Regions from separate parts of the Homo sapiens genome. Here regions 1, 2, 3, 4, 5 and 6 are each linked to region 7. Evidence: chromatin contacts called from ENCODE Hi-C or POLR2A ChIA-PET data. All regions are on one chromosome and are shown on one strand. The core of a region is the stretch at or near the end of the contact, and the rest is flanking DNA. Distances in the headings are between cores, read along the strand shown. Region 1 holds the start of SNHG32 (small nucleolar RNA host gene 32). Region 2 holds the start of NEU1 (neuraminidase 1). Region 3 holds the start of MSH5-SAPCD1 (MSH5-SAPCD1 readthrough (NMD candidate)). Region 4 holds the start of ABHD16A (abhydrolase domain containing 16A, phospholipase). Region 5 holds the start of EHMT2 (euchromatic histone lysine methyltransferase 2). Region 6 holds the start of VARS1 (valyl-tRNA synthetase 1). Region 7 holds the start of RNF5 (ring finger protein 5).

Evidence for each region. A loop is a pair of places that touch in the nucleus more often than their neighbours do. ChIA-PET counts read pairs that join two places held with the same protein, here RNA polymerase II (POLR2A). Pooled maps may share reads with other maps.
Region 1: a pooled map shows a loop between it and region 7 (7-fold over the local background). The contact joins the promoter of SNHG32 here to the promoter of RNF5 in region 7. A Hi-C loop is called at or near these places in 2 of 168 maps with a recorded cell type or tissue (K562 and sigmoid colon), 2 of 37 single-sample maps with no recorded cell type and 11 of 50 pooled maps. POLR2A ChIA-PET finds 5 or more read pairs at or near these places in 7 of 52 experiments (GM10248, HEK293, HEK293T and 4 more).
Region 2: a loop to region 7 is called in a map of CD8-positive, alpha-beta T cell, with 22 times the contacts of the local background. The contact joins the promoter of NEU1 here to the promoter of RNF5 in region 7. A Hi-C loop is called at or near these places in 1 of 168 maps with a recorded cell type or tissue (CD8-positive, alpha-beta T cell), 5 of 37 single-sample maps with no recorded cell type and 11 of 50 pooled maps. POLR2A ChIA-PET finds 5 or more read pairs at or near these places in 2 of 52 experiments (PC-9 and WTC11).
Region 3: a loop to region 7 is called in a map of naive thymus-derived CD4-positive, alpha-beta T cell, with 5 times the contacts of the local background. The contact joins the promoter of MSH5-SAPCD1 here to the promoter of RNF5 in region 7. A Hi-C loop is called at or near these places in 3 of 168 maps with a recorded cell type or tissue (aorta, naive thymus-derived CD4-positive, alpha-beta T cell and ovary), 17 of 37 single-sample maps with no recorded cell type and 23 of 50 pooled maps. POLR2A ChIA-PET finds 5 or more read pairs at or near these places in 7 of 52 experiments (A673, CD8-positive, alpha-beta memory T cell, Caco-2 and 3 more).
Region 4: a map of CD8-positive, alpha-beta T cell shows a loop between it and region 7 (8-fold over the local background). The contact joins the promoter of ABHD16A here to the promoter of RNF5 in region 7. A Hi-C loop is called at or near these places in 1 of 168 maps with a recorded cell type or tissue (CD8-positive, alpha-beta T cell), 1 of 37 single-sample maps with no recorded cell type and 8 of 50 pooled maps. POLR2A ChIA-PET finds 5 or more read pairs at or near these places in 2 of 52 experiments (CD8-positive, alpha-beta memory T cell and activated CD8-positive, alpha-beta memory T cell).
Region 5: a map of gastrocnemius medialis shows a loop between it and region 7 (4-fold over the local background). The contact joins the promoter of EHMT2 here to the promoter of RNF5 in region 7. A Hi-C loop is called at or near these places in 5 of 168 maps with a recorded cell type or tissue (CD4-positive, alpha-beta memory T cell, aorta, gastrocnemius medialis and 2 more), 15 of 37 single-sample maps with no recorded cell type and 21 of 50 pooled maps. POLR2A ChIA-PET finds 5 or more read pairs at or near these places in 7 of 52 experiments (A549, BJ, H1 and 4 more).
Region 6: a loop to region 7 is called in a pooled map, with 5 times the contacts of the local background. The contact joins the promoter of VARS1 here to the promoter of RNF5 in region 7. A Hi-C loop is called at or near these places in 1 of 37 single-sample maps with no recorded cell type and 6 of 50 pooled maps. POLR2A ChIA-PET finds 5 or more read pairs at or near these places in 4 of 52 experiments (A673, CD8-positive, alpha-beta memory T cell, OCI-LY7 and 1 more).

The regions. Positions count from the first base shown.
Region 1 is chr6:31,833,191-31,837,046 of GRCh38, reverse strand. SNHG32 (small nucleolar RNA host gene 32) reads right to left here and starts at 2,131. Exons shown (of 4, transcript NR_160953.1): 1 at 1,847-2,131; 2 at 1,596-1,636. SNORD48 (small nucleolar RNA, C/D box 48) reads right to left here and starts at 1,784; the gene lies at 1,721-1,784. RefSeq lists an enhancer at 2,296-2,994.
Region 2 is chr6:31,860,775-31,864,406 of GRCh38, reverse strand. It overlaps NEU1 (neuraminidase 1), which reads left to right and starts at 1,586. Exons shown (of 6, transcript NM_000434.4): 1 at 1,586-1,789; 2 at 2,216-2,408; 3 at 2,957-3,219. The coding sequence starts at 1,631. It overlaps SLC44A4 (solute carrier family 44 member 4), which reads left to right. Exons shown (of 21, transcript NM_025257.3): 21 at 659-1,215. The coding sequence ends at 780. RefSeq lists enhancers at 1-155, 156-779, 780-1,405.
Region 3 is chr6:31,737,219-31,741,197 of GRCh38, reverse strand. MSH5-SAPCD1 (MSH5-SAPCD1 readthrough (NMD candidate)) reads right to left here and starts at 1,250. Exons shown (of 29, transcript NR_037846.1): 1 at 1,136-1,250; 2 at 585-744; 3 at 1-35. MSH5 (mutS homolog 5) reads right to left here and starts at 1,193. Exons shown (of 25, transcript NM_172166.4): 1 at 1,136-1,193; 2 at 585-744; 3 at 1-35. The coding sequence starts at 731. It also overlaps a transcript of CLIC1 not described here. RefSeq lists a silencer at 491-709 and enhancers at 489-1,120, 1,121-1,751, 3,593-3,979.
Region 4 is chr6:31,701,028-31,704,770 of GRCh38, reverse strand. ABHD16A (abhydrolase domain containing 16A, phospholipase) reads left to right here and starts at 1,447. Exons shown (of 20, transcript NM_021160.3): 1 at 1,447-1,621; 2 at 2,641-2,697; 3 at 3,431-3,497; 4 at 3,743. The coding sequence starts at 1,490. It overlaps MIR4646 (microRNA 4646), which reads left to right and starts at 3,680; the gene lies at 3,680-3,742.
Region 5 is chr6:31,895,261-31,899,159 of GRCh38, reverse strand. It overlaps EHMT2 (euchromatic histone lysine methyltransferase 2), which reads left to right and starts at 1,462. Exons shown (of 28, transcript NM_006709.5): 1 at 1,462-1,524; 2 at 2,171-2,237; 3 at 2,336-2,554; 4 at 2,644-2,897. The coding sequence starts at 1,483. It also overlaps a transcript of C2 not described here. RefSeq lists enhancers at 945-1,539, 1,623-2,319.
Region 6 is chr6:31,793,870-31,797,945 of GRCh38, reverse strand. It overlaps VARS1 (valyl-tRNA synthetase 1), which reads left to right and starts at 2,194. Exons shown (of 30, transcript NM_006295.3): 1 at 2,194-2,400; 2 at 2,696-3,115. The coding sequence starts at 2,729. It overlaps LSM2 (LSM2 homolog, U6 small nuclear RNA and mRNA degradation associated), which reads left to right. Exons shown (of 5, transcript NM_021177.5): 5 at 64-550. The coding sequence ends at 189. RefSeq lists an enhancer at 1,742-2,596.
Region 7 is chr6:32,176,003-32,179,654 of GRCh38, reverse strand. RNF5 (ring finger protein 5) reads right to left here and starts at 1,250. Exons shown (of 6, transcript NM_006913.4): 1 at 1,004-1,250; 2 at 96-114; 3 at 1-4. The coding sequence starts at 1,143. It overlaps AGPAT1 (1-acylglycerol-3-phosphate O-acyltransferase 1), which reads left to right and starts at 3,571. Exons shown (of 7, transcript NM_006411.4): 1 at 3,571-3,652. RefSeq lists an enhancer at 962-1,490.

The DNA.
Region 1 (3,856 bases), core at 882-3,381, 340 kb after region 7:
CTTCTGGAAAGAGATCTAGTACACTCAAAGAAAACACAACAGTCCCAGTATATATTGATCTAACAAATGAGTCCAGGAGTGGACGTTAGAAAGGGAGGAGTAGAAAGTAATTTAAAACAGCAGAGAACAGCTCCACTGGGAGGCCCCAGTGTACTCCTATTTTGCAGTAGAAATGAGGGGAGGAGTCAGGTTACCCAGCCTTTAACAAAAATACGGGGATTTATTAAAACGTAAAAATACAGGCCGGGCAAAGTGGCTCACGCCTGTAATCCCGGCACTTTGGGAGGCCGAAGGGCGTGGATCAACTGAGGTCAGGAGTTTGAGACCAGCCTGACCAACATGAGTGAGACTCATGTCCCCCCGCCCCCTAAAAAAGTAAAAATAGAATAGTCACAAGGAAAATGATGTAAACTAAAAAGAGTAAGACTGTCCCCCCGCCCCCCAAAAAAGTAAAAATAGTCACAAGGAAAATGATGTAAACCAAAAAGTAATCTCTAGAAAGTCACCAACACCAGACGCAGCAACTCACCCCTGTAATTCCAGCACTTTGGGAGACTGAGGCAGGAGGACTGCTTGAGCCCAGGAGTAGAGACCAGCCTGGACAACATGGCAAAAGCCCGCTTCTGTAAAAAAACTAAAAATTAGCCAGGCGTGGTGGTAGCACGTGCCTGCAGTCCCAGGAAGCTGAGGTGGAAAGACCACTTGAGCCCTGACGGTGGATGTTGCAGGGAGATCCTGGCATTGCGCCCTGTCTCAAAAACAAAATAGCAAAAACAAACAAATGGAAGTCACCACCTGTGGTACATGGATTATAGCTCAAAAAAGAAAAAGTGGCCGGGCACAGCGGCTCACGAGGTCAGGAGATGGAGACCATCCTGGCCAACATGGTGAAACCCCTTCTACTAAAAACAGAAAAATTAGCCGAGTGTGGTGGCGCGGGCCTGTAGTCCCAGCTAATCGGCAGGCTGAGGCAGGACAATCGATTGAACCCGGGAGGCAGAGGTTGCAGGGAGATCGTACCATTGCCAGCCCGGGCAACAAGATCAAGACTCCATCTCAAAAAAAAAAAAAAAAAAAGGAAAAAATTGGCTAAGGTGGGAGAATCGGTTAAACCCGGGAGTTGAAGGCCGCACTGAATTGTGTTCTTGCCACTGCATTCCAGCCAGGGTGACAGGGAGGCTGTCTTAAAAAAAAAAAAAAAAAAAGGCCGGGCGCGGTGGCTCACGCCTGTAATCCCAGCACTTTGGGAGGCCGAGAGGGGCGGATCACGAGGTCAGCAGATCGAGACCATCCTGGCTAACACAGTGAAACCCCTTATCTATTAAAAAATACAAAAAATTAGCCAGGCTTGGTGGCATGCGCCTGTAATCCCAGCTAATCGGGAGGCTGAGGCAGGAGAATCGCTTGATCCCAGAAGGCGCAGGTTGCAGTGAGATCGTGCCACCGCACTTCAGCCTGGGTGACAAGGCGAGACTGTCTCAAAAAAAAAAAAAAAAAAAAGGGCAGGGAGGCGCATAATGCCCATGAACGAAAGCTTGCTTGGGAACAAAGCTTTCCGAAGAGGCATTCAAAAGGCTCTCGCACCTAATACTCACCTTTACTCAAGGATAACACGGCGATGAACGTCTTACAACTCCTAACGGGGAAATGAAACAGAACAAAAGATTAGGAATCTTGGCCATGAACTCGTTGAGCCTGAGAAATGCTGGACCGAGGGGGCGGTCAGAGCGCTGCGGTGATGGCATCAGCGACACACTCAAGAGTTACCTGGGGTCATCATCACTCCCTTCCTATCCCCGGGCGACCGCCACCCCCATTTTGCAATCACTCGCCCAACCCCACTCACAGTTGTTTTGAGTCAGCAGGGGCTGTGGGGCCGCTAGCCGAGTTCCCCCTGCCACGAGCTAGGTCAGTTCCAAGCAAAGACACCAGAAACTCCAGTGTGCAACGGTAGTTCACCCAACTGCACTGGGGACCGCCCTCTCCTACCCCAGCCAGGCCGCGACGTGGCCGCCCGCCGGCTGCTGCGCAAAGGCAGCGCAAGCCGTTGGGATCCCCTGCTCCCCCTCACTCAACAGTCGGGCCATTACAACTCTCATACTGCCAACCCACGAGCCCACTTCGCAAAAAGAACTAAAATGGCGAGGCCGGGGCCATTTATGGCGGCGCCGGGTTGGGGGCCTGACGGGTATAGTTGTTTTCTTATCTGCCTGGCTAGACGCGCGGCATTTTCCCCATTGTTTGTCCACACAGAAATAAAACAAAGTGAAAGAAAGACCAGGAAAGTATGTTTCACACTCCTCTGGGCAAATATTCGGAGATGCTTTCTGAATTTTGAAAAACAAAAAACAGGGATCTGTCTGGCCAGGCGGAAGAAAGTCCCCGGCGCCGGCCGGCCAGCGCCAGCCGGGTGCTGCTCCTAAGCCGTTTCCCAGCAGCCCATGGTCCGTTAATGACCCTGGGACTCTTCCCGCGCGCGCGCGGGCGCGCGCAGCTGCGCCAGTTTAGCGTCCAGCTACCCTGACACTTCGCACTCCGTTCCCCCAGCGAAATCTGAATTTGCCTCCCAGTTCGATCCCGCAGACTGTCAGGCACCCTAACCTTCAATTAAACAAAACAAAACAAAAACCAAAAACCCAAAAGGCAGGTCGGACGTAATAGGTCACGCCTGTAATCTCAACACTTTGGACAGGCCCAGGCAGAGGATCATTTGAGGCCCGGAGTTCGGGACCAGCCTGGGCAAATAGTGACACCCAACCCCCGTCTCTATTTATTTAAAAATTAGGCCGGGCGCGGTGGCTCACGCCTGTAATCCCAGCACTTTGAGAGGCCGAGGCAGGTGGATCACGAGGTCAGGAGATCGAGACCATCCTGGCTAACACGGTGAAACCCCGTCTCTACTAAAAAAAAATTAGCAGAGTGTGGTGGCGGCGCCTGTAGTCCCAGCTACTCGGGAGGCTGAGGCAGGAAAATGGCGTGAACCCAGGACGCCGAGCTTGCAGTGAGCCGAGATTGCGCCACTGCACTCCAGCCTGGGCGACAGGGCGAGACTCTGTCTCAAAAAAAAAAAAATTATTGAAACTCATAAGTCATTTCAAATCCTTTCTGGACCCTTTCCTATCGCCCCCATTTATAAACGCGTATGATGTTTGGTGATGTGTGTTGTGTGTGTTGGTATCTTTTTCTTTTTTGAGACGGAGTCTGACTCTGTTGCCCAGGCTGGAGAGCAGTGGCGGGATCTCGGCTCACTGCAACCTCCGCTTCCTCGGTTCAAGCGATTTTCCTGCCTCAGCCTCCGAAGTAGCAAGGATTACAGGTGCACACAACCATGCCTGGCTAATTTTTATATTTTTAGTAGAGTCAGGGTTTCACCATGTAAGCCAGGCTGGTCTCGAACTCCTGACTTCAGGTGATTTGCCTGCCTAGGCCTCCACAAAGTGCCAGGATTATAGGTGTGAGCCACCGAGCCTGGCCTCTTCCTTTTTTTTTTTTTCTTTTTCTTTTTTTTTTTTTTTGAGATAGGGTCTTGCTCTGTTACCCAGATTGGAGTGCAGTGGCATGATCTCGGCTTACTACAACCTCTGCCTCCCGGGTTCAAGTGATTCTCTTGCCTCAGCCTCCTGAGTAGCTGAGATTACAGGCATCTGCCACCACACCCAGTTAATTTTATATATTTTTAGTAGAGACAGGGGTTTTCACCATGTTGGCCCAGGCTGGTTTTGAACTGGTGAACCTCAGTGATCCTCCCACCTCGGCCTCCCAAAGTGCTGGGATTACAGGCGTGAGCCACCGTGGCCAGCCCAGTTCAGTGGTTTTCTCCACATTGGCTGCAAATTACAAACACCTGGGCAGCTTT
Region 2 (3,632 bases), core at 337-2,836, 320 kb after region 7:
AAGAAATCTCGGGTAGAAGTTAGCCATTAGAGGCCAGGCATGGTGGCTCACGCCTGTCATGCCAGCACTTTGGGGGACCGAGGTGGGCAGATCACCCTGAGGTCAGGAGTTCGAGACCAGCCTGGCCCACATGGTGAAACCCCTCTCTACTAAAAATACAAAAAATTAGCTGGGCGCGGTGGCGGGCGCCTGTAATCCCAGCCACTTGGGAGGCTGAAGCAGGAGAATCGCTTGAACTCAGGAGGCGGAGGTTGCAGCGAGCCGAGATTGCGCTACTGCACTTCAGCTTGGGCGACAGCAAGACTCCGTCTCAAAACAAAGAAAAAAGATTAAAAAAAAAAAAGAGCCATTAGAGAGACTTCCCAGCAGGTGGCTGTAGCGGCAGGGGATTTTCTTACTCTACAGCATGCATCCATTCAGGGTTTGCCAGTCTCCTCCTAAGCGACTGACATGCATTTTTTCCGCTAATTCTTATCATCGCTCTATGCAACATAATATTCCCGACCCCACTTCACAGGAGGAAACTGAGATTACATAACCTGCCCGGGGGTAAGGGTGGTGGTGCAGCTTGGATTCCAAATCCCGCAGGCAGCTTGCCTCCCAGTCCCCGATTTCCTGGCCCCAGGGTCCGCTCTAACCGGTCTCTGTTGCGGCTCAGTGGAAGACCTGGAGCGGAACAACGGCTCCCTGGACCGGCCCTACTACATGTCCAAGAGCCTTCTAAAGATTCTGGGCAAGAAGAACGAGGCGCCCCCGGACAACAAGAAGAGGAAGAAGTGACAGCTCCGGCCCTGATCCAGGACTGCACCCCACCCCCACCGTCCAGCCATCCAACCTCACTTCGCCTTACAGGTCTCCATTTTGTGGTAAAAAAAGGTTTTAGGCCAGGCGCCGTGGCTCACGCCTGTAATCCAACACTTTGAGAGGCTGAGGCGGGCGGATCACCTGAGTCAGGAGTTCGAGACCAGCCTGGCCAACATGGTGAAACCTCCGTCTCTATTAAAAATACAAAAATTAGCCGAGAGTGGTGGCATGCACCTGTCATCCCAGCTACTCGGGAGGCTGAGGCAGGAGAATCGCTTGAACCCGGGAGGCAGAGGTTGCAGTGAGCCGAGATCGCGCCACTGCACTCCAACCTGGGTGACAGACTCTGTCTCCAAAACAAAACAAACAAACAAAAAGATTTTATTAAAGATATTTTGTTAACTCAGTAAATCTGTGACTCATTCTCTCCACGACGACAGGCGGCCTTTTTTTTTCCGCGCCCGGCTCTTTAAAATCGGCCCCGCCCCTGTGACGTGTCCTGGTGCCGCGGCCAATCAAAAAGCCCAATAAGGATGGTGCCAGTCCCTTCTTCACCCCAGCCAGTCCGCTTCCCGTTCGGGTCACGCGCTCCGGGCCTCCAAGAGGGCCTCCAAGAGGGCCAATCGGAAGGGCAAGCTTCGAGATGCTGCGTGATCACGTGGGAGGAGATGAGCTACTTGAAGACCAATTAGAGTCCGGGAAGCGCGGCGGGGCCTCCAGACCGGGGCGGGCTTAAGGGTGACATCTGCGCTTTAAAGGGTCCGGGTCAGCTGACTCCCGACTCTGTGGAGTCTAGCTGCCAGGGTCGCGGCAGCTGCGGGGAGAGATGACTGGGGAGCGACCCAGCACGGCGCTCCCGGACAGACGCTGGGGGCCGCGGATTCTGGGCTTCTGGGGAGGCTGTAGGGTTTGGGTGTTTGCCGCGATCTTCCTGCTGCTGTCTCTGGCAGCCTCCTGGTCCAAGGCTGAGAACGACTTCGGTCTGGTGAGTCACCCTTTGCATAGCCCCATCCCCGACCCGCGCAGGTGATCGACACCTAGTGTCCCCCGGAACGCGGGCGGCTGAGCCGACTTTCCGCGACAGGACCCTTTTCTTTCTCCCAGACCCCGTTTCCTCCTACCGCTCCCAGCCCCTCTCCCTCTCCGGGTCCCCGTCCTTCTCCTCATTCGAGCCCCTTCCTCTTTTGGGGTCCCCTTCCCTCCCTGAAGGCGCCTTCTCCTTTCGTAGACCCTCCCCTGCTCCGAGCCTCCAGCTTCGCTCCAAACTCCCCTTCGTGTTCCTCTTTCTTGTTCTGGGACCCCATCCCCTACTCGGGATCCCCATTAGATCCTCCCTCTCCCATCGGAACGTGGGTTCCTAAAACCCCCAAGACAAGTTTGTCTTTGTTGACCCTTCCTCCTCCCATGACAGGTGCAGCCGCTGGTGACCATGGAGCAACTGCTGTGGGTGAGCGGGAGACAGATCGGCTCAGTGGACACCTTCCGCATCCCGCTCATCACAGCCACTCCGCGGGGCACTCTTCTCGCCTTTGCTGAGGCGAGGAAAATGTCCTCATCCGATGAGGGGGCCAAGTTCATCGCCCTGCGGAGGTCCATGGACCAGGGTATAAAGATGTCTGGGTGAAAGAGCCGGTGCTAGGTTGGATGGGTGGGCAGCCCAATGAGCCCAAGGGCCCTGAGGATAGGGGAACTTAGAGGGTTGGTTGCCTGAGTCCCTGAGGGGTAGAGGGAACCCGAGAAGGGCAAGTGTCTAGGACAGTGATCTGGAAATTGGGATCACCAAGGAGTTGGACATTCACTTAGCAAACATTTATTGGGTACTATATACCTATACCAGGCACTATTTTAGGTTTCATGAATATAGCCACGAACAAAACAGATCAAAAATCTCTGCCCTCAGGATTTAAATTGTACTGGAAGGAGACAGACAAGCATAATAAACAAGTAAACTTTTTTGTCTGTTGCAAGGTGATAAATGCAATGGAGAAAAATAAAACAGGACAAGAGGTATAGATAGTGCAAGTGTTGGATTGCACCCTGGGACCATCGGAAGGCCTGAGGTCCCTAGCAGAAGGTGGGAAATTAACGGGAAGTGGTAGAAAGGGTACCTGCAGAGTGCTCACTCTGGGTTTCTTCCTCCAATTTTTTTCAGGCAGCACATGGTCTCCTACAGCGTTCATTGTCAATGATGGGGATGTCCCCGATGGGCTGAACCTTGGGGCAGTAGTGAGCGATGTTGAGACAGGAGTAGTATTTCTTTTCTACTCCCTTTGTGCTCACAAGGCCGGCTGCCAGGTGGCCTCTACCATGTTGGTATGGAGCAAGGATGATGGTGTTTCCTGGAGCACACCCCGGAATCTCTCCCTGGATATTGGCACTGAAGTGTTTGCCCCTGGACCGGGCTCTGGTATTCAGGTCTCTGTCCTAGGAGATAGGTGGAGGGGGCTGCCTTGTGGAGAGTCTGAGGGATACCCCCAAATGGACTCCTTTCCAAGGGGAAGATTCTCTGAAGTCAGATTTTCTGGCTTGGGTGGGATTCCTTGAAAGACAGGGCATCCTGGTAGGAACACATTATCAGGAGAAGAGGGAACTCTGCCATTGGCTTCCCATTTGGCATTGTCAACAGGACTGCGTTAGTCCATGCAATACCCTCATGCAAAGTAGAAAAAGGCACTGCCTCTTTGGACAGACACAAGCCTGTGCCAGGGTGCACAGCTTGGCGAGTGAGCACAGGTTGGGTTTAAGCTCTCATGCACCCTGTGGCTGGGCCCCTGGTGCACATGTCCAGCTGTACACCCTGGGAGAGCTTCTTAATTCAAACAGGGTGT
Region 3 (3,979 bases), core at 1-2,500, 440 kb after region 7:
AAGTATCCTGAATTCCACAGCACACACAGATGGATCTGTCCAGCAAGGAAGAAAGGAAATCACTATTAGAATCACTCATAAGTGTAGGGTTTACCATGTCTTATATAATTTAATCATTTTCTCAAATCTCTGAGATAGGCATCATCACCCCCATTTAGTGAATGTGAAACAGCCACTCAGGAGGTAAGAGACTTGCCCAGCTCTTCCCAACCCTGTTTTTTTTTTCTTTCTTTCTTTGAGACGGAGTCTTGCTCTGTCGCCCAGGCTGAAGTGCAGTGGAGCAATCTCAGCTCATTGCAACCTCCGCCTCCCGAGTTACAGTGATTCTCCTGCCTCAGCCTTCCCAGTAGCTGGGATAACAGGCACGTGCCACCACGCTCGGCTAATTTTTATATTTTTAGTAGAGACGGGGTTTCGCCATGTTGCCCAGGCTGGTCTCCAACTCCTGAGCTCAGGTGATCCGCCCGCCTCAGTCTCCCAAAGTGCTAAGATTACAGGTGTGAGCCACCGCGCCCGGCTCCCAACCCTCTTTTATTCTAACTTCCCATCAACTCTCCATTCAAGTTTCTACTCCCCTCAGAGACCTCGGCCAGCTCCTCCTCCTCCTCGACTTCCTCCTCCTCGGCCTCCCTGGGGCCCGGCACTGGGGCCGGGCTGGGGAAGCCGGAGGAGGCCGCCCCAGGTCTCGGTCCCTGCGGTGTCCTCCTTGGGTTCGCTCCTAAGGAGGCCATGAGCTTGGAGGCTCTGCGGATGCAAAAAGTGAGGGCGGTTCGGAAGCAACGATTCACAGAGGAGGCCGGGGTAGGGTGGCGCGCAGAATGCAAAGCACTAAGTACTTCTGCTACAGGGCTGCGGGGCAGGGCTGAGGGGCGTGGAGAGCTGTGGACACAGGAGGTGAATTCTCGGGTATTTAACTAAAGTACAGATTGTGGGAAACTCCACGCGCCCCACCCTCATTCCTGTCACGCGGAGGTTACCCTTTGGAAGGAAGGGGTCTGAGGGCCCTGTGGGGCGAGTCGTGCACGTCTTATGTCTCTGCCTCTGCCAACCACGCGCCAGGACCCCAGCCTCACGCGCTTATCTTCCTCCTCCCCCAGCTGCCGCCATCGCAGCGTTTTCCCGCCTTTTCAGTAACCTGAGTCGCTACAGGTGGGAGAACGCCCCGCTGACCGACCGCCACGAGCCTGCAAAAGGAGCGCGCCGGCGCGTGAGCGAGGTGCGCGCGCACGCGCCCCGCCCTCCTAACCGCTGTTGATTGGAGAGGCCCGGATCCAGCCTAGAGATCCGACAGGGCGAGGAGGAGAAGCGGACTGCCGTAGCTGAAGAGTCTGGACGCTGATTGGCCTATTTGCCTTCGGGGCGGGTCCAGAACGTTCAAACTTCCCGCCCTCTGCCGTTGCTTAGCAGCCGGGCCTCTAGCACTCACTGTTTCTGGGATTTGATTGGCGCAGTGGGAAGCCCGCGAGAAGGTCGGACCAGGGTCCGTAGTCCCAGTCCCTGGAAGGGGTTTGGGACCGTTGCGGGGGTTTTGAGGGGGAGGCCAAACTTAAAGAGCCAGAGGCGCTTATTTTTTTTCCTGCAACAACTCTTAAGTTAATATTTGTACCCTCTGAGTTAATATTTATACAGAGCTTAGAACAGTGCCTGGCAAACAAAGTAAGACCTAAATGAGCGGTGTTTCAAATAAATAAGCGGAAACAAGCAGGACTTCTGTCTCAGCCCTACCGTGCCTGTTTCCTGGGTACAGGGTATGACCACCCCCATAATGGCACGACAGGGCCTAATTTATTATTTAAACCCTTCAAGCAGAGGTGGAAGCATTCGAATTACATCAAATTCTGGCAGAGAGAAGTAGTTCTGATCAGAACACTCACACCCCTACTGGGACATGCCCATACCCCTTCGCACTTCTACACACCCCTGAAGACAGAGAGGTATCTATCATTCATGCATTCGGCAACTATTTAGTGCCTATTTTGGGCCAGGGGTTGGACTCAAAGCGGTGAACATAATGAAGTCACTGCTCCATAAAGCTTATTTGTGCGTCTGTGTGTGTGTGTGTGTGTGTGTGTGTGTGTGTGTGTGTTGCGGGGGTGGGGTTATGAGGGAGAAAGAAAAAAAATATATATATATATATATATAATCCCTTTAAATGCACCATCCTCCCCAGCTTTGTTCCTAGTACCCTGAGATGGGGAGATTCCTCCCCAGCCCCCCAACCCAAGAAGTTAGGAAAGATGGTGGGGGTGAGATGACCTAGCTGTGCTAACCAGTAATTGGAAAATCCCCTCCAGCAAGAAAGGTGGGGGAACAGAGTTAAGGGCTGGGTTAATGGTTACCCCTGGCAAATCTGTTGAGCAATGGAGCTATAGAAACTTGGAGGAGGTTGGTGACAGCTCTGGGGAGTGTCAGGGAGGGACCCACCTTCCAATCTGGGGTGTGAAGAGATTAGGGACTAGTTTACCAAGCCCAGGAAGGGGAGGGAGTGGAAAGAGAAGCCCAGAGAGGGAAAGAGGAGCTACTGAGATAGGAGAAATGCAGGGACAGGGAGGTGAGATGGAGGGAAACCTCTGTTGCAGGATTTGGGGGTACAGCCCTGGCTCTGCTGGATGGTTCCAGGAGAGGGCAGCGTTGCCTGTCACCTGGTAAATTAAGGCACGATACCCTGTGGGTAGTCATGCCAGCCAGCCAAAGTCAATATTGATATCAAGGCAGCTGTAGCTATAAAGCTGTAGGAGAGAAAAGAGAGGCCGGGAGAGGCTGCCAAACCTGTTTGATCTTCAAGCTGGCCCCATTTACCTAAGGCTTCTCTTGGACACAGACCAGTTGGAACAGGAGAGGACCCTGAGAAGTAGAGTTGTTTTGATCCCCTCCCCTCAATGGGAAGGGGTCCTGTGTGCAGATTTTGAGGGTCACCATGAGGGAATTCACACCCACACAGAGGCATGGAATCATACCCTTACAGGATGTTACAGTTCAAGGGAACGAACACCAAAGATAGCCTTTCTGTCGGGAGGAGAGAAAAAGGCCCTCCCACAAGCAGGAGAAAACCCACAGAAGAGGAAGCACAAGAGGAAACCACCAACTGCTGGTTTCCAGCAGCACATCACGTCACTCCACCCCACTCCTCCCCCAAGTCTCTCCCTTTCTTTAAGTTTCAAGCTCTGTTTTAGTTCTGTGTTCTTGCACTCCACCATGGTTTTCTGGAACTGTAGGTCTTTTGTTGGACAGAGGGTGATGAGGAGGATAGAGAAGGGATGGTTGGACAGGAGAGAAATTCAGGATATGGAGGCTGGAATTCTGGGTTTATTTTTTCAGCAGGTCATAAAGGTTTAATAGAAATCAAGGTTACTGGAGAGAGAGCTGCTCCTCCTATGTCCTCCCTGCTTATTTATTTAGGTGTCCCCAAGGACTCTACTCCCACTATTCTGTCTGATCTTTCTTTATCCCCATGACAGGACCAGCTAACAACACCCCTACCCCACCCCCTATACACATACTTCAGGATCGGGCCATGATAATCCCACCCCTCTGCCCCATCTCCAAGGCAACCTGTCAGTGAGACGAGGACAAAGGGCACAGGAAGGGGCCCCAATAGGAAACATAAGTGGAAGCACAAAGCTGACCAAGCTACAGGAACAGACCCCTCCCTGCAACAAAGCCCCTTGCCTCGGCTTTATGTTTCCTTCGCAAAAGACTTCGTCATCTCCCTTCCCATCCCTAACTCTACTTTCTTTTTCTTTTCTTCTTCTTCTTTTTTTTTTTTTTTTTTTGAGATGGAGTTTCGCTCTTATTGCCCAGGCTGGAGTGCAATGGCACCATCTCAGCTCACTGCAACCTTCACCTCCCGGGTTCAATTGATTCTCCTGCCTCAGCCTCCCAAGTAGCTGGGATTACAGGTGCCCACCACCCCGCCTGGCAAATTTTTGTATTTTTAGTAGAGACAGGGTTTCACCATGTTGGCCAGTCTGGTCTTGAC
Region 4 (3,743 bases), core at 198-2,697, 480 kb after region 7:
GGTGAAAGAGCTAGACCCTGTCTCAAAAAAAAAAAAAAAAAAAAACAGAAAAAAAGAATATTCCGTTTCAGTCAGAGATCCTCTATGCTGTGTAACCACAATTCTGAATTTTCTCTTTCTTCTCCACTTGCTTTATCATTAAATTTTATGTGTTTTTGAATCTAATATACTAGTATCACGTATACATTCTTCTGTGGCTTTCTATTTTCACTCAGCATCATGGTTTTAAGATCCAGTTCATGCATAACAGTAATGATTCATTTATTTTCTTTTTACAAATATTCCGCATATCTTACTGTGCTGAATTTTCGTATCCAGGACCATGGTGTAGCTTTCCATTTATTGAAAAGCTTTTCGTTTACCTCTTTCTTTTTTTATTTTTTCAATTATTATTGTTATTATTTTGAGGCAGGGTCTGGCTCTGTCACCCAGGCTGGAGTGCATGGAGCGATCTCAAACTCCCGGGCTCAAGCGACCCTCCCACCTTGGCCTCCCAAGTAGCTGGGACTACAGGTGGGCACCACCACACCCTGCTAGGTCTTTTTTTTTTCCCCCTTGGTATTTTGTGTAGAGATGGGGTCTCACTATGTTGCCTGGGCTGGCTTGGAACTCCAGGGCGCAAGCAATCCTCTCTCAGCCACCCCAAGTGTTGGAATTACAGGCATGAGCCATGGCCTGGAACTCCTGGACGCAAGCAATCATCCCTCGGCCACCCAAAGTGTTGGAATTACAGGCGTGAGCCACCGCGCTGGGCCAGTTTACCTTTATTTATTTATTTAGAGACAGAGTCTTGCTCTGTCACCAAGGCTGAAGTGCAGTGGGAAGATCTCGGCTCACTGCAACCTCTGCCTCCCGCGTTCAAGCGATTCTCGCGTCTCGGCCTCCCGAGTAGCTGGGATTACAGGCGCGCACCACCCATGCCAGGCTAATTTTTGTATTTTTAGTAGAGATGGGGTTTCACCATGTTGGCCAGGCTGGTCTCGAACTCCTGGCCTCAAGTGATCCCCCCGCCTCGGCCTCCCAAAGTGCTAGGACTACAGGCGTGAGCCACTGCGCCGGGCCGGGCCAGTTTGCCTTTTCAATAACTTTTTATAGTTTTCTTCATAAAACCTTGCATTTCTTGTACTAGATACATTCCTAGACACCTTATGTTTTCGGTTACTCTTATCAAGTACTCCTAATCTCACCCCTCGTTTCCGCTGTCGCTCTAGAGTCTGCCAATAATGAGACAGAAAAAAATTATTGAACCATGCCCGGTAATTTTCTGATTCTCCGCGTTCTAGTGGTCTTCCACTAGTTTCGGACCACTGCTGTACCCGTAGCTCCAACTGCGCGAAACTCTTCTCAGGAAGCACTGAAAATGTCGCAACTCGCCCGGAGGCGGAGCCGGTACGGGCTGACGTCAAGGGCACACAACACCTCAGAGGCAGGGAGGGCGGGGCCGGCAGGGGGACCTGCTGCTGGAAGAGCAGCGGCCCGAGCCGGGGCCATGGCGAAGCTGCTGAGCTGCGTCCTAGGCCCCCGGCTCTACAAAATCTACCGGGAGAGGGACTCTGAAAGGGCCCCGGCCAGCGTCCCTGAGACGCCAACGGCAGTCACTGCCCCCCATTCCAGCTCCTGGGTGAGTCGAGTTCCTCCCCACCGAAGAACGTGGTACAGTCCAAACCCTTTACGGCCTTTTGCTCCCCAGAAGTGCCCATAATGGGAAATAAGGGGAGCCTGCTTGTCAAGCCAGTTATCCGCAAAATCTGCGCTCTGTGTGCTTCCTGAGTTAAAGTCACGCCTACGGACTGGCCGCCTCCTTTCTTTTTCGCTCTTTACCGCTTTCTCATTCCGACTGCCACTCTTTGTTCTTTCCTCTCCGCGTCCCCCCGACCCTGTGTGTCGTGGTTCGTGCCGGTCCCAGTTGAGTCTTGAGTCCCGGGAAGAGACCCTGCGCGGACTGGGGAGCCGTTGAATTTTGCTGTCAGACTCCCAGTTTCCTCTTCTTCAGTGCCTCTTCATGCCTCCCCCGGCTCTGTTTTTATCTTCCCTTTACCCTCGCCTTGAATTTCAGAATGACTTTTACAGATCCTGTATCCGTCGGTCCTCCCCTCAACCCCCGCCCAACCTAGCCTGGAGACCCGAGTCATTGTATTCTGGAGAGCTGGCGGGTGGTGGTAGGCTGTTCTAAATATTCTCTTCCTTTTTATCAGTTGTCTCATTGTGTTACTGTCTCCTACAAACTGCCCGCTCCTACCCACATTCTCTTCTTAGTCAACTACTCTTATTTCTGATGCTTTTCTTTCCTTCTTAGATTGTCTAGGTGTCTTTTCTTTCTTCTCAAACTAACCCTTCTCCCCACATGCACGCGCCTGCAATCCATTTGAAACTAGGCTGTGGAAAAGGAGCAAAAATCGTCCAATGCTGCTTTCACTTTTGCTTCCAAATCCAGCTCCCTGTGTTTGTTCCCATGGTCAGGGGTGGGAAATTAGGTTCAGAGTGAGGGTGAGGAAGAGGAGTTTCTGTGGGGGCCAGGGATGTTTCAAGAGAGATAGTCAACGAGACTAGAACCAGAGGACACACAGCAGGGCTTCTGAAAGGGAAGGGAAAGGACCTGCCAGTGGGCAGGGTCCTTAAGGAGGCCATCTGTTTTGGCAGGATACGTACTATCAGCCCCGTGCCCTGGAGAAACATGCTGACAGCATCCTGGCACTGGTATGTCTACCCTGGCATCTGGGACTCTGCATCTTTCAGACCCACCTGTCCTCTTGAACTTAGCCCTCCCTAACTTGGGAGCAACAGTGCCCTGGGGTTGGGGGATGCCCTGGGCTCTGCAGCAGACCTCTCCAACACAGACACACAGGCACACTCTAAATGTGCATACTTGGCACTCCCCTTTGGTATGTAGCACTGCTTTCTCTGGGGGCAACCTGAGCCGTAAGGAAAACATGTTTACTCTTGGGACCATCTGCAGGTGCTAAGTCCTGCAGTTCCCCAGTGACCTGTCCTCCCTGGCAACTAACCTCTTTGGCTGCAGGGACAGCTGTTCTTTCTGGCACAGTTCCTGTGGTGACGTTTGCGCATCTCTTGGGGACCAGGCCAGGGGCTGTCCTGAGCAGGGCCAATTGAAAAGGCTTGATTAACTTGAGTAGACAGAGAGACTGCCTTTAAATGTGATGGAATTATGTCTGGAGATGGAAGACATAATTCTTCCATAATTCCAGAGGAAGAAAATAGAGCCTGTACCAAATTTTCCCAGCCTCCATTACATTGACACACTACTTTTCAACAAATACTGAGCACCTACTGTATTCATGGTGTCATACACCAAATATGATATGATATCCCTCAGGTTGTCCATCTTGCTCAGAGTGTATAGTATATGCCTGGAATGGCAGGTGTGTGTGTGTGTGTGTATTGATTGCCTGTCCCTGTCTCTCTGCTGCAGGCTTCAGTATTCTGGTCCATCTCTTATTACTCCTCTCCCTTCGCCTTCTTCTACTTGTACAGGAAAGGTCAGTGTGGTTTCAAAGGTGGTGGGGTAGCAAATGGGCAGGTTGTTGGCAGATGAGCCAGCTCCCTAAAGAGGAGAGGGGACCTGTGAAGATGGCTTGGCTTCCCTCTTCCATCAGGCATCTTCTTCCTCTTAGGGTATGGCTGTTCCAAACAGGGAGTGTGGGGTGGAGGTTGGGGCTGAACTGGGAAGAGGAGCTGAGGGACATTGCGGAGAGGGTCTCACATTGTCCCTCTCCCTTCCCAGG
Region 5 (3,899 bases), core at 213-2,712, 280 kb after region 7:
ATTTTTTAGGATTTTTTCTGGAGTTTGGGGTTTTAGTTTTTCTGCTTTTGTTTTCCACAAAATAAAAAACAAAAAAAAACTTTTTTTTTTCCTTTACACTCTGGCAACTGCGTGTACATGACTATCCTGCCCTAGACAGCCTCTCCCTGTGATGCTGCGTTCTTAATACCTAGAGGTCACAACTCTGCATATCCCTTGCCTGAAGGAGCCCAGCCCTAAACATGGGAGAGGAGTGTGACAAGTGAGCTCCTCTGGTCAGGGACTCCCCCAAGTCCCCACCCCCAGCCCTCCACCAGTTCTGCAATCTCAACACTTAGCCAGGTACCTCACAGTACAAGTGATTGGCAGTCGTGGGGATGCACATGAACTCTATTTGAGGGACTTAGGATCAGTGCTAGGGATGAGCTACAGGTGGCCAACCTGCCCACGGAAATTGTAAGCAGGAGTCTGTTTGGTCATATTTTGTCTGGGGTAAATAGGTCATGTCTTCAGGAAAGCTAAAAAAAAAAAAAAAAAGCTAAGTTTGGATTAAGGTGCAGGGAAAACTACAATTCCCAGAAAGCTCTGGAATAGTTAACCAAAGAGAACTACAGTTCCCAGAAGGCCTTTAATTGGCCTCAGGTGCCCCACCTGCCTGTGTCAAATACTGCGTGTGAAATCATACAGATCTTTTCCAAACTCGACCAAAACGTAATACCTAAAGGGATGGTACCCTAAATACAGCTATCGAGATTGTCTATCTTGGTGTATATCATTTATACTTAAATTGTCCGCTGGGCTATGACCCACGGAGTACCTGACTGTGCTTATGAAGTGTTCGGCAAAAAAGGTTTACTTACTGCAGTGTCACCAGTCAGTAATGACGTTCGGGCCGCTGGGCTTACCTGGATCCCTAGTGCGTGTGAAGGTGTAACACGCCTGATATAAACAGAAGAGACATTTAGCCACAGGTTTTCAGAAGGGCACGCTGCTCCAGGGGACATGAAGCAGCATGCTAGAACCAGCCAAGAATAAAGGTGTCCTCCGCGTCCCTATCGCCCCTTCGTGCTCGTTAGAAAGAGCAAAAAGGCGAGGCCAAAACTGAGGCCAAGCCTTCTATCTGGTAACCCAAAAACTAGAAAGGCAGAAAAGCAACCAGAGGCGGGAAAAGCCCAACCAGGCCAGAGGAAATACAGCCGCTGCCGAGAGCCGAGAAGTTCAGAAGCTCCGCTTGTTACCTAAAACCAGATGGGGACAGAGACGCCACACCTGGGCCCAGGCGTGTCTCGCCCTCGGTCCCTGCAGAACTGAGGCCAGGAATGACAGGAATTCTCCCTTGCAGCTCCCAGCTTAGGACAGTCACAGCCATCTCCGAGGCCGCTCTCAGGGGAAAATGGCCAAAAAGCATGTAGCGGCTCCTTTAAGGCTCCTCCTCGCCCTCCCTCCCTCGCCCACGTGACCCGGGGCGGCCGCGCGCCGGCTCGGCCCCCAGCGCAAGCGGCGATGGCGGCGGCGGCGGGAGCTGCAGCGGCGGCGGCCGCCGAGGTGCGGAAGGGGAGGGGGAGAGGCGGGTGCATGCCCGCGCGCGCGCCCGGGGGAAGCGCGCGCCCGTGCAATGCTCCGGGGGTGCAACGGGGCCGGGGGGCCCGGGCGGGACTTGCAGCAATCCAGGGGGCCAGCACCGGGGGCGGATGAGGGGACCAGGGTGTGGGAGGTGGGGGGAGTGGGCACGGAGGCGCGCGTGCAGCCGCCGGCTGCCCCTGAGTGGGCGACGGGCGCCGGGGCCCCAGGAGCACGCGTGAGGGGCACGAGGGGCCGTCCACCGGGCTGGGGGGCAGCGGGTGCTGGAGGGGTTGGTGCCCGGGGTCCCCGCGGCCTGGGGGACAAAGGGGGAGCGGCGCGTGCAGCCGGGAGGAGGGGGCGGGGCCGGGGCGCGGAGGCCCCGCCCCCTCCCCCTCCTCTTCTCTCGGCCCCAGAGATGCGGGGTCTACCGAGAGGGAGGGGGTTGATGCGGGCCCGGGGGAGGGGTCGTGCGGCCCCTCCGGGCAGCCGAGGCCGCGGAAGGGGGGGGCCCCACAGAGGAAGAGGTAGGCCCCGGAGCCTACTCTCTCTTCCCAGGGCCCAGGCATCCTGGACCCCCCAACTCTCTACTGGGCTGACCAGCCCTCCTGTCCCTTGTCTCCCCTCCCAGGGGGAGGCCCCCGCTGAGATGGGGGCGCTGCTGCTGGAGAAGGAAACCAGAGGAGCCACCGAGAGAGGTGAGTGCAGCTAAAACGGGCCCCAATTGGACCGTCACCTTCCCTAAACACAGGATCTCCTGAGCCCTTAGCTCTGAACTTTTTCTCTTCCTCTACAGTTCATGGCTCTTTGGGGGACACCCCTCGTAGTGAAGAAACCCTGCCCAAGGCCACCCCCGACTCCCTGGAGCCTGCTGGCCCCTCATCTCCAGCCTCTGTCACTGTCACTGTTGGTGATGAGGGGGCTGACACCCCTGTAGGGGCTACACCACTCATTGGGGATGAATCTGAGAATCTTGAGGGAGATGGGGACCTCCGTGGGGGCCGGATCCTGCTGGGTGAGAGGCTGGGTAGCCTGGGGGGTTGGTGGGAAATTTCTGACTCTTGCCTTCTTTCTTATCTTGCCTTTTGCTTGCCTGTTTTCTAGGCCATGCCACAAAGTCATTCCCCTCTTCCCCCAGCAAGGGGGGTTCCTGTCCTAGCCGGGCCAAGATGTCAATGACAGGGGCGGGAAAATCACCTCCATCTGTCCAGAGTTTGGCTATGAGGCTACTGAGTATGCCAGGAGCCCAGGGAGCTGCAGCAGCAGGGTCTGAACCCCCTCCAGCCACCACGAGCCCAGAGGGACAGCCCAAGGTCCACCGAGCCCGCAAAACCATGTCCAAACCAGGAAATGGACAGGTGAGTGGGATGGGAGAGATGGGATAATCAACCATAAACCTTTGGTGAGCTCTTTTACAGTTTCACTTAAGGCTTCTACTCCATTTACTCATTCACATATTTAAGCAAGGGGCTGCTGTGTGTCAAATATTAGGCTGTGCTTGATCTGTGAACCAACAGACAGGTTCCTCTCTTCCTGCAGTTTACATTCTTGGGTGGTGAAAGTTTGATGTTAAAGAGTCAATTATATAGTTAATGTCTTAATTACTCTTATGATAATGACAAGGTAAGGGAATTTCAAACCACTCTTCCTTTCTACCTCAAAGCAAGCCCTTGGGGAACTCATCTGTCACTGCTCTATTTGTAAAGTTTTTCCTGGGAATCCCAGTGGGAAAGGAGATGAGGGCCACAGAAATAATAGAGGAGGGAAGTGACAAGGGCACCAGAAGCTTTATGACCAAGTTCTAGGGTTCTTGGGTCATACCTATTGTTGACCTAAAGGAAAAAACTGAGGCAAACTTAACATTAAGTAAAGTATATTTGGTCAGGTTTTGAGGACAGCCTTTAGGAGCAAAGATTCAAGTTGCCGTGAAAATACACTCTGATTAGCAGCAGTTATAAGTAGGGGTTTTTTTGTTTGTTTTGTTTTGTTTTTGAAGACAGTTTCACTATGTTGCCCAGGCTGGTCTCAAACTGCTGGGCTTCAGCAATCTTCCTGCCTTGACCTCGCAAAGTGCTGGGATTACAGGTGCAAGCCACCACAACCAGCCCACAAGTAGGTTTTTAAAGGAAAAGAAGATTGGATGACGTGAAGATATTGAAAAAAAACAGGCTGACTCTGGGCACACTGCGTAGGAGTTAGCCCTGCTCTGGAAGGAGCCGCAAAAAGAAAAAAAAAAAGATAAAAATTTTTTAAAAGATTGAAGAAATAACAAAGGAAAAGAAGAGGCAGTTCCTAAATTGTTTACCAGTTTACATTAGAATAACAAGCTATTGATCTGCTATACATTGTTCTTTGTCTCA
Region 6 (4,076 bases), core at 945-3,444, 380 kb after region 7:
AGGCCCCTGGGTGGTTAGAGGACATTTTTAAGGGTGTTTTCATATTTGTCCATCTTTGTCTAGTTATCAGTGAAGAACTGCTTCATTCGGGGCTCAGTGGTCCGATACGTGCAGCTGCCAGCAGATGAGGTCGACACACAGTTGCTACAGGATGCGGCAAGGAAGGAAGCCCTGCAGCAGAAACAGTGATGGCTCCTCCTCCTCTTCCCCTCCCTCTTTCATTGGTGACCCATAACCCCAAGTCCCAGCCCAGAACCCCTAACCCCCAATACTTGAAGGGGTTTTGTTTTTTTACTAATGATGGTTTTGTGGGTTTTTTTTAAGGGATGAGTGGATGAGAGGAGTAATAGGGAACAGCTATCCTCTCTTGAGAAGGGGAGGATAAGTAGGCTGGGAAACTTCAAAGCCTTCCCAGTCCCCAGCACCTGCCTTTCTCACTACTTCTCTGGAGATGGTAGGAGAGTTTCCTAGGTCTTTCCAGGGCAGCATGTGATTCATTTGGGGATGGAAGGAATCTGTCCCGCATCGGGAATAAAATTTATGATGCAAATTTGTGTTTTGGTTCTGTTACTATGTGTTGGGCAGGGGGCTGGGACATGGAAAAGGATGTCGAATTCATCCAAGCCCCTGTTACTCTGCGTTAACCCAGCCAAGAATCCAACTCAGCTTCCCACTACTCTCCTTGGTATAAAGCATATAATACAGTTGCTCTACACCATGTTTCCCCAACATGTCCCTACCTGTATGTTCTCCCTGTGGCCTTTTGCTTATACCATACCTGCAACTGGAGTGCTTGCTGTCCTTCCATTAATGTGATAGTGTCATAAGATACATTTCATGCTACCAGACTTCACCAATCCAACCAAATCAGTTCATGTTTTCTGAATATGTATAGAAGATAAATACAAGTGATGTAATTTATATTTTAGAGAAAAGTTGTGACTGGGAATTACTAAACTTCATTCACTCATTCAGCAAATATGAGTTCATGATACAGATGAGACTTCTCAGCCTTAAGGGACCCTTAGAGACCATCTAGTGTGACCCTCCTTTTTGTTTTTGAGACGGGAGTCTCACTCTGTTGCCCAGGGTGGAGTGCACTGGCTTGGTCTGGCTCACTGCAACCTCCGCCTCCCGGTTCAAGCGATTCTCCTGCCACAGCTCCTGAGTAGCTGGGATTACAGATGCCCACCACCATGCCCGGCTAATTTTTTTTTTTTTTTTTTTTTTTTGAGATGGAGTCTCACTTTGTCACCCAGGCTGGACTGCAGTGGTGTGATCTTAGCTCTGCAATCTCCGCCTCCCAGGTTCAAGTGATCTTCTTGCCTCAGCTTCCCAAGTAGCTGGGCTTACAGGTGTGTGCCACCACGCCTGGCTAATTTTTGTATTTTTACAAATACTGCAGCTCTGTCGCCAGGCTGGAGTGCAGTGGCACGATCTCAGTTCACTGCAACCTCAACCTCCAGGGTTCAAGCAATTCCCTGCCTCAGGCTCCGGGGTAGCTGGGATTACAGGCGCCTGCCACCACACCTGGCTAATTTTTGTATTTTTAGTAGAGACGGGGTTTCACCATCTTGGCCTGGCTGGTCTTGAACTCCTGACCTGGTGATCCACCCGCCCTGGCCTCCCAGAGTGCTGGGATTACAGGCGTGAGACGGGCTTTCACCACCTTGGCCAGGCTAGTCTTGAACTTCTGACCTCAGGTGATCCGCCCACCTCGGCCTCCCAAAGTGCTGGGATTATAGGCGTGAGCCACTGCGCCCGGCCGTCACCCTTTTTTCATACATGAGGAGATGAGGCTCAAAGAGGAAGCTGGACGCCAGGGCCTCGGCAAATGGACCTCCCCTTCGGTCCTCATCAGGCGGCTCCCTGCTGGGCACCTCCCCGCTACCGGGTGGGGAACGCCCTCCACCGGCAGGGCCGGCCGACCCTCTTGGGCCAGTTCCCTAGCTGCCCGCTGGGCGCCGCCCTCGCCACCCGGCCGAGGACCCGCACAAGGTGCCCGTGGCGGCGCCTGACGGGAGCGTCGTGCTCAGGGGTGTCCTCTCGTCCTGCGTCCGCGCCCAGCGCCCCGCGCCCCGCGCTGTTCCTCGTGAGACCGGCGGGCGGCGAGCCGCGCGGCCCCCGGGGCAGTGTCGGACACGGCGGGCGCGCACTCGCAGGCGGGGCACGGCCGCCCCCGCCAGGACCCGCAGGCCCGGAAACGCTCCCTGTCACAAAGGGGGGAACACGTGGGCGCCGGCTGCCGGGGCGGCGATCTTAGGGAACTAGGGTCACCTGGAGAGCCGCCCACCGTCTCTGCCCGCTCGACTCCTCCGCCCGGGCCGCTCGGCCGGTCCAGCCGCGGCCGGCGCCTGGCTGTGAGGTGGATTCCCGGCCCAGTCTGACCATCTCCCTCCAGTACGTACACGCGGCTCGAACCCGCATCCAACCAGACGCCGACCCGCTCCTGAGAGCCTTCCACACTCCCCGAAGCCCCGCGATGGTGGATAGTTCCTCTTCCCCAGGAACTCCCCACTGACACTGCCCCTCTGAGAGCCAGGTCCTCGGCTCCTGACAGCCTGCCTGGTCAGACCCTCAGTCCTATGGGACTCGGGTGTCTGCGGCGAAGGAGCTCCCGTGAGGGTCCCCTCTCTACTCAAACATAGGACCCACCTCGATCCCGCAGTCTTCCCCTGTCTCTCTTTCTCCTTAGGTTTTTCCACTTCGTTCGGACCTTCTCATAACTATGTCCACCCTCTACGTCTCCCCTCACCCAGATGCCTTCCCCAGCCTCCGAGCCCTCATAGCCGCTCGCTATGGGGAGGCTGGGGAGGGTCCCGGATGGGGAGGAGCCCACCCCCGCATCTGTCTCCAGCCACCCCCGACTAGCAGGACTCCCTTTCCCCCACCCCGCCTGCCGGCCCTGGAGCAGGGGCCCGGTGGGCTCTGGGTGTGGGGGGCCACGGCTGTGGCCCAGCTGCTGTGGCCAGCAGGCCTGGGGGGCCCAGGGGGCAGCCGGGCGGCTGTCCTTGTCCAACAGTGGGTCAGTTACGCCGACACGGAGTTAATACCAGCTGCCTGTGGAGCAACGCTGCCGGCCCTGGGACTCCGAAGCTCGGCCCAGGACCCCCAGGTGAGGGGGTTGTACAGAAGAGGGGGAGGGGAGAAATTCAGAGGAGGGAAGCGAGGACTGGAATGGACAATGAGACAAGAAGGTAGTACATCAGATGTGGGAAAAGAGTGATCAAATCCCAGATTGCCAACTGGTATGGTAACCCTGGGCACGTTTCATAGACCCGCTGTGTCTTGGTCTTCCTATGTCTATGAACACGCAGGCAAGTTGATGTAATGCTTGCCTCACTGAGTTAATAGGATTAAAAGATGTGCGCAGAGCACATAGTTTAGTGCCAGGCACTTTTAAAGTCTCTTAGTAAAAGTTTGATGAGTCTGAAATTGATGAGGATAGAAGTTATTTGAATTGTAGGAAAAGACTGGGTGAGGGAGAGATGACAATTGCTGGGAGGAGATAAAAGAGAAATGAAATGAGGAAGGTAAGTGAGAGGAGAGATAACCCTGCCAGATTGTAACTATCAGTCCTTCCAAAGGAGACCTGTGCCTTGGTGTACTTTCAACTCTGCCTCCTTGCATGGTATTGAGCACATGATGGAAAATTAGTATTTCTTGAATGGATGAATGAATGTGGCAGACCCTGACTTGCTCCCTCATATTGTGATCACCCTATCTACAATAGAGTCCTTGCATTCAGAATGTCTGTCCAAACAAACAAATAAAATAGAGTCCCTCTCTTCTGGAATTCCCTGTTTGTTCCCCTCTTTTATTTCTTTTCTTTTCTTTTTTTTTTTTTTTTTTGAGACAGAATCTCCTTCTGTTGCCCAGGCTGGAGTGCCACGGTGCGATGGTGCGATCTCAGCTCACTGCTCAAGCGATTCTCCTGCCTCAGCCTTCTGAGTAGCTGGGATTACAGGCGCCCACCACCTTGTCCGGCTAATTTTTTGTATTTTTAGTAGAGATGGGGTTTTGTCATGTTGACCAGGCTGGTCTCGAACTCCTAACCTCAGATGGTCTGCTCGCCT
Region 7 (3,652 bases), core at 1-2,500:
GCCACTGGGGAGAAAAAAGGTGGTTTCCAGTATACAAGAGGGTCTTACAGCTCCTCAGACCTCCCCATTTCCCTCTTCATCTCCTGAGTACGCACCTGATGAAGACATGGCCAACTGGATGGGGGAGAAAAAAAAAAAAAGGTCAAACTAGCTACAGAAAAGAGAGACACAGACCCTAGACTTCGCAGAATCCCATCTAACCCCTCTTCCCAAGCAACCTGCTGTTGCTTTTCAGATTTTCTGCAACCTCTACCATGCCAGCCAACTTAGTTAGCCTTCCTGCTTGTCTGATCTTCCAACACCTAAAGCTCTGTCCATCCTCAACACACTCAACCCTCTCCTTTCTCCTCTCCCCAACAAACACATACAAATTTTCGTGCCCTCTCTTTTCTGCCTTTCAAGTTAATTTCTAATTTCCTTCAGCCACCTCTTTCTGGGTCTCCTCTTTTCAACCCCAACCCCATCACTCCAAACCAAACCCCTTTACTAGCACATTCCCCCATTACTCACTTTCAAGCTCAATAATGTCCCTATCTTTATGACCCTTTAACCTTTCAAGTCTGCCTCTCCACAGTGCCCTTATACCAGCCCCCTCCCAGATCTCATCTGAATGTGATCCATATTTCCTGGTTCTCCCCGACTCAACTGATGCGTGCCTCCCTTAACCTTTGTGTCTCACTTGTTTCCACCTGCACAGCTAAGACCCCTCACTTCTCTGGGGTAAGGTGGCTCGGGTCTCACATTGTCCTGCCACTCCCCGCCCCACCTTCTCTTCTCAGCACATCACGTGCCTCAGCTCCTGGTTCCTAAGACCTTTCTTTCCACAGATCTCGACCGTTATACTCCCACCCACACATACCAGCAAAGTCTTATGTCTCCTGTCGGGCTTCACCTATGGGAACGTGCCCTCCGATTATCTGTATGACTGTATGATTATTCGCTCCTAGCCTCTCCAGTATATAAGCGAGACCCACCACCTCCCGCCCCCCTCCTCGATTCTCACCAGTACAGGTGGCCACACACACTGACCACAGCTTCCCGAGCAGTCTCCAAACATATATTACATTCGAAGGTCGCGCCCGCCCCGCCCCGCTCGCGATTTGGCCCTTCGGGGCCCCCGTCCTCCTCCTCCGCTGCTGCCATGGCCGGTTTTGTTTCGCCCCACGTACCCTTCAGTCCCCCCAAATACACATACACACGCCCCAACAAACCAGAAACCACCTCCTGCCCACGATCGTTGGGCAGGCTTCAAGGTTTCCTAATCACTATTGGTCTGAATGCCTGCCAGTCACAAAGAATTCAAAAGAAAGGATTGGCCCAAAGGGTAGGGGCGGGAAAAGGTTAGTGCAGTCCTGCCTTCGCACAATGGCTATTGGCTGATACGGTCTAAGTCAATGTGCAATGCCAAGGGATTGGTAATAACTCGCTACACGCTGTCGCCTGGCCAAGGAGGGCTTTATTCGTCTGAGTAGTTGTCAGTCATAACCAAAGCCATAAGCAATTTGCTCGGGACTACCTATAGACCTCGCCCACTATAAGCCCCTTTCTTTCCTTCGCTTCCTCTTTTAGAGAATGTCCGGATTGCTATTGGACTTTGGAGCGTATGGCTCCAAATCAACTCATTGGCTAAAACTTGACGGAAAATGGTGGTTAGGTAAAACGCGCCTGCGCAGCACGCGGCGGGACGGGGGTGGGCCAATCCTGTGAGGGTTTAACCTTCTCTTTTTCCACCTCTTCACCCCTATCTTGTCGCCATGGTGACTGCTCTACAATTGGCGAGGCTTGCACTTCAAAGTCCTAGGCTCGCTTCATCCGGGTCCTTCAGCTGTGGACTTTCTGCTGATTGGGCCTTTTCCTTTTCCCCTGATTGGCCGACATCGGGAAAGACGGCGAAGAGCTAGGAAAAGAGGGAAAACACTAGGGTCGCAGGGTTCAAAATGGCTCCAACCTCCTTTGGTGACGTAGAGAGCAGAACTTGGGTCTGCCCCTCCCTTTTAGTTAAGGGAGCAGAACTGGGATTAGCCCGACGTTTGGATAGTGGGAACATCGATCTGCGGCGCTGGTGTTAACCCAACTCATTCGGCTGGACGACTCAGCCCTCCCCATATTAGGTGATTTACAGAGCAAAACTGAACTAAAGGCCCACCCCTTTCTTAATGTTGTACACAGAGTAGAACAGGATTGACTTCAACTCCGTTTTAAACCTTCAGAGCAGGAAAGCTCTGGGCTCAACCCCTTTGTGAGTGGTGCAAAAGGGACAAAGCCCGCCCCTTTTAAGGAGACCCGCGGAGGCTAGACCCGCCCTTTCCTCTTTATAATTTGCCCATCAGAAATAGGGTCTTCTTCCCAGGTTGGACCCCGGGGAGTTTGGGCTTTTCCTACAATCACTGACCCTCACTGTGACTAAAGGAGCAGAATTAGGTAACAGTCCTCCCACTACCAATCCTCTTCCCGAGGGCATGTAAACTAATGCAGGGTAAAGGTGTGGCTAGAGGGGGGACCTTGATAAAAGATCCCATGTGACTCAAGAGTAAGGAAAGATGAGAAGTTAGCAGTTGCGTAAAGAAGGACTGGGGCAGATGAGGATTCAGGAAGCTTGAGGTTTAGGAAGGAAGATATTGAGAGGGAAAGGTGGAAATGAAGGAGAGTGAAGTGATGGAATGATCCTAGTAAAGGGATAATGGGAGTGGAGGAAGAGAAGAGGGGGTGGAAAACTAGATACATGGCTACCAAATTAAGGAGGCACGCGCATTCCAGAGGAATCGGCATTCTTCCTCACTTTTTATTTTTCTAGAAAGCACCCCTGAAGCCAAATTTCCATTGGAAGAAAAGATGTACCCATATTGTATGTTGTGAGAAGGGGTTGTCTCAGCTTGGGCAAGTAAGGAGACTGATACGAAGGAAGTAGGAAAGAAAAGGTACAGAGGTAAAAGAGCATGGAAAAGGAAAGGGTCAGGGATAAGGCCAAAGAGATCTCTTCTCTTTAAAGGCCAGAGAAGGCAGGTGGAGGGGGGAGCTGGACTGCTGGGAGATAGTGAGGGACAAAGGGCAAAGGAAACCAGACCAGAGGACTGGAGAGTGAGATGGAGTGAGATGGAGTCCTGGAGAGAAAAAGAAGAGAGGTGAACTTAATGCTTGTCATATGGTAGGTAGATGCTTGATAAATGTTTAGAATTGAATGGGTACGGGAAAAGGGGTCCTTAAGAATAGTTGGGGGGAATAAGCAGCAGATAACCGGAGTTGAGAAAAAAAGAGACCAAGTAAAAGTGGCAGTTAAAAGAGAGCTGATGGAGAATAAAGGAAGGAATGTGCGGAAGGAGGAATACAGCACCAGGGGATCCAGAGCTGAAAGGGAGTTAGAGAAAAAAAAGATGCAGCTGGAGCCAGAGATGGGGGCAAAGACCGAGGGAGAGCCCTGGGGCGGGGCTCGCAAGAGGACACTGGTAGATGTGGGGAGGAGATGCCAGAGTTTCTGGGAGACGATTGGCAAAACAGGCTGCCCATCACCGCCCTCCACTTCCTGGCCGGCCCCGGAAACCAGCAGGCGTTGGGGAGGGGTGGCGGGGGAATAGCGGCGGCAGCAGCCCCAGCCCTCAGAGAGACAGCAGAAAGGGAGGGAGGGAGGGTGCTGGGGGGACAGCCCCCCACCATT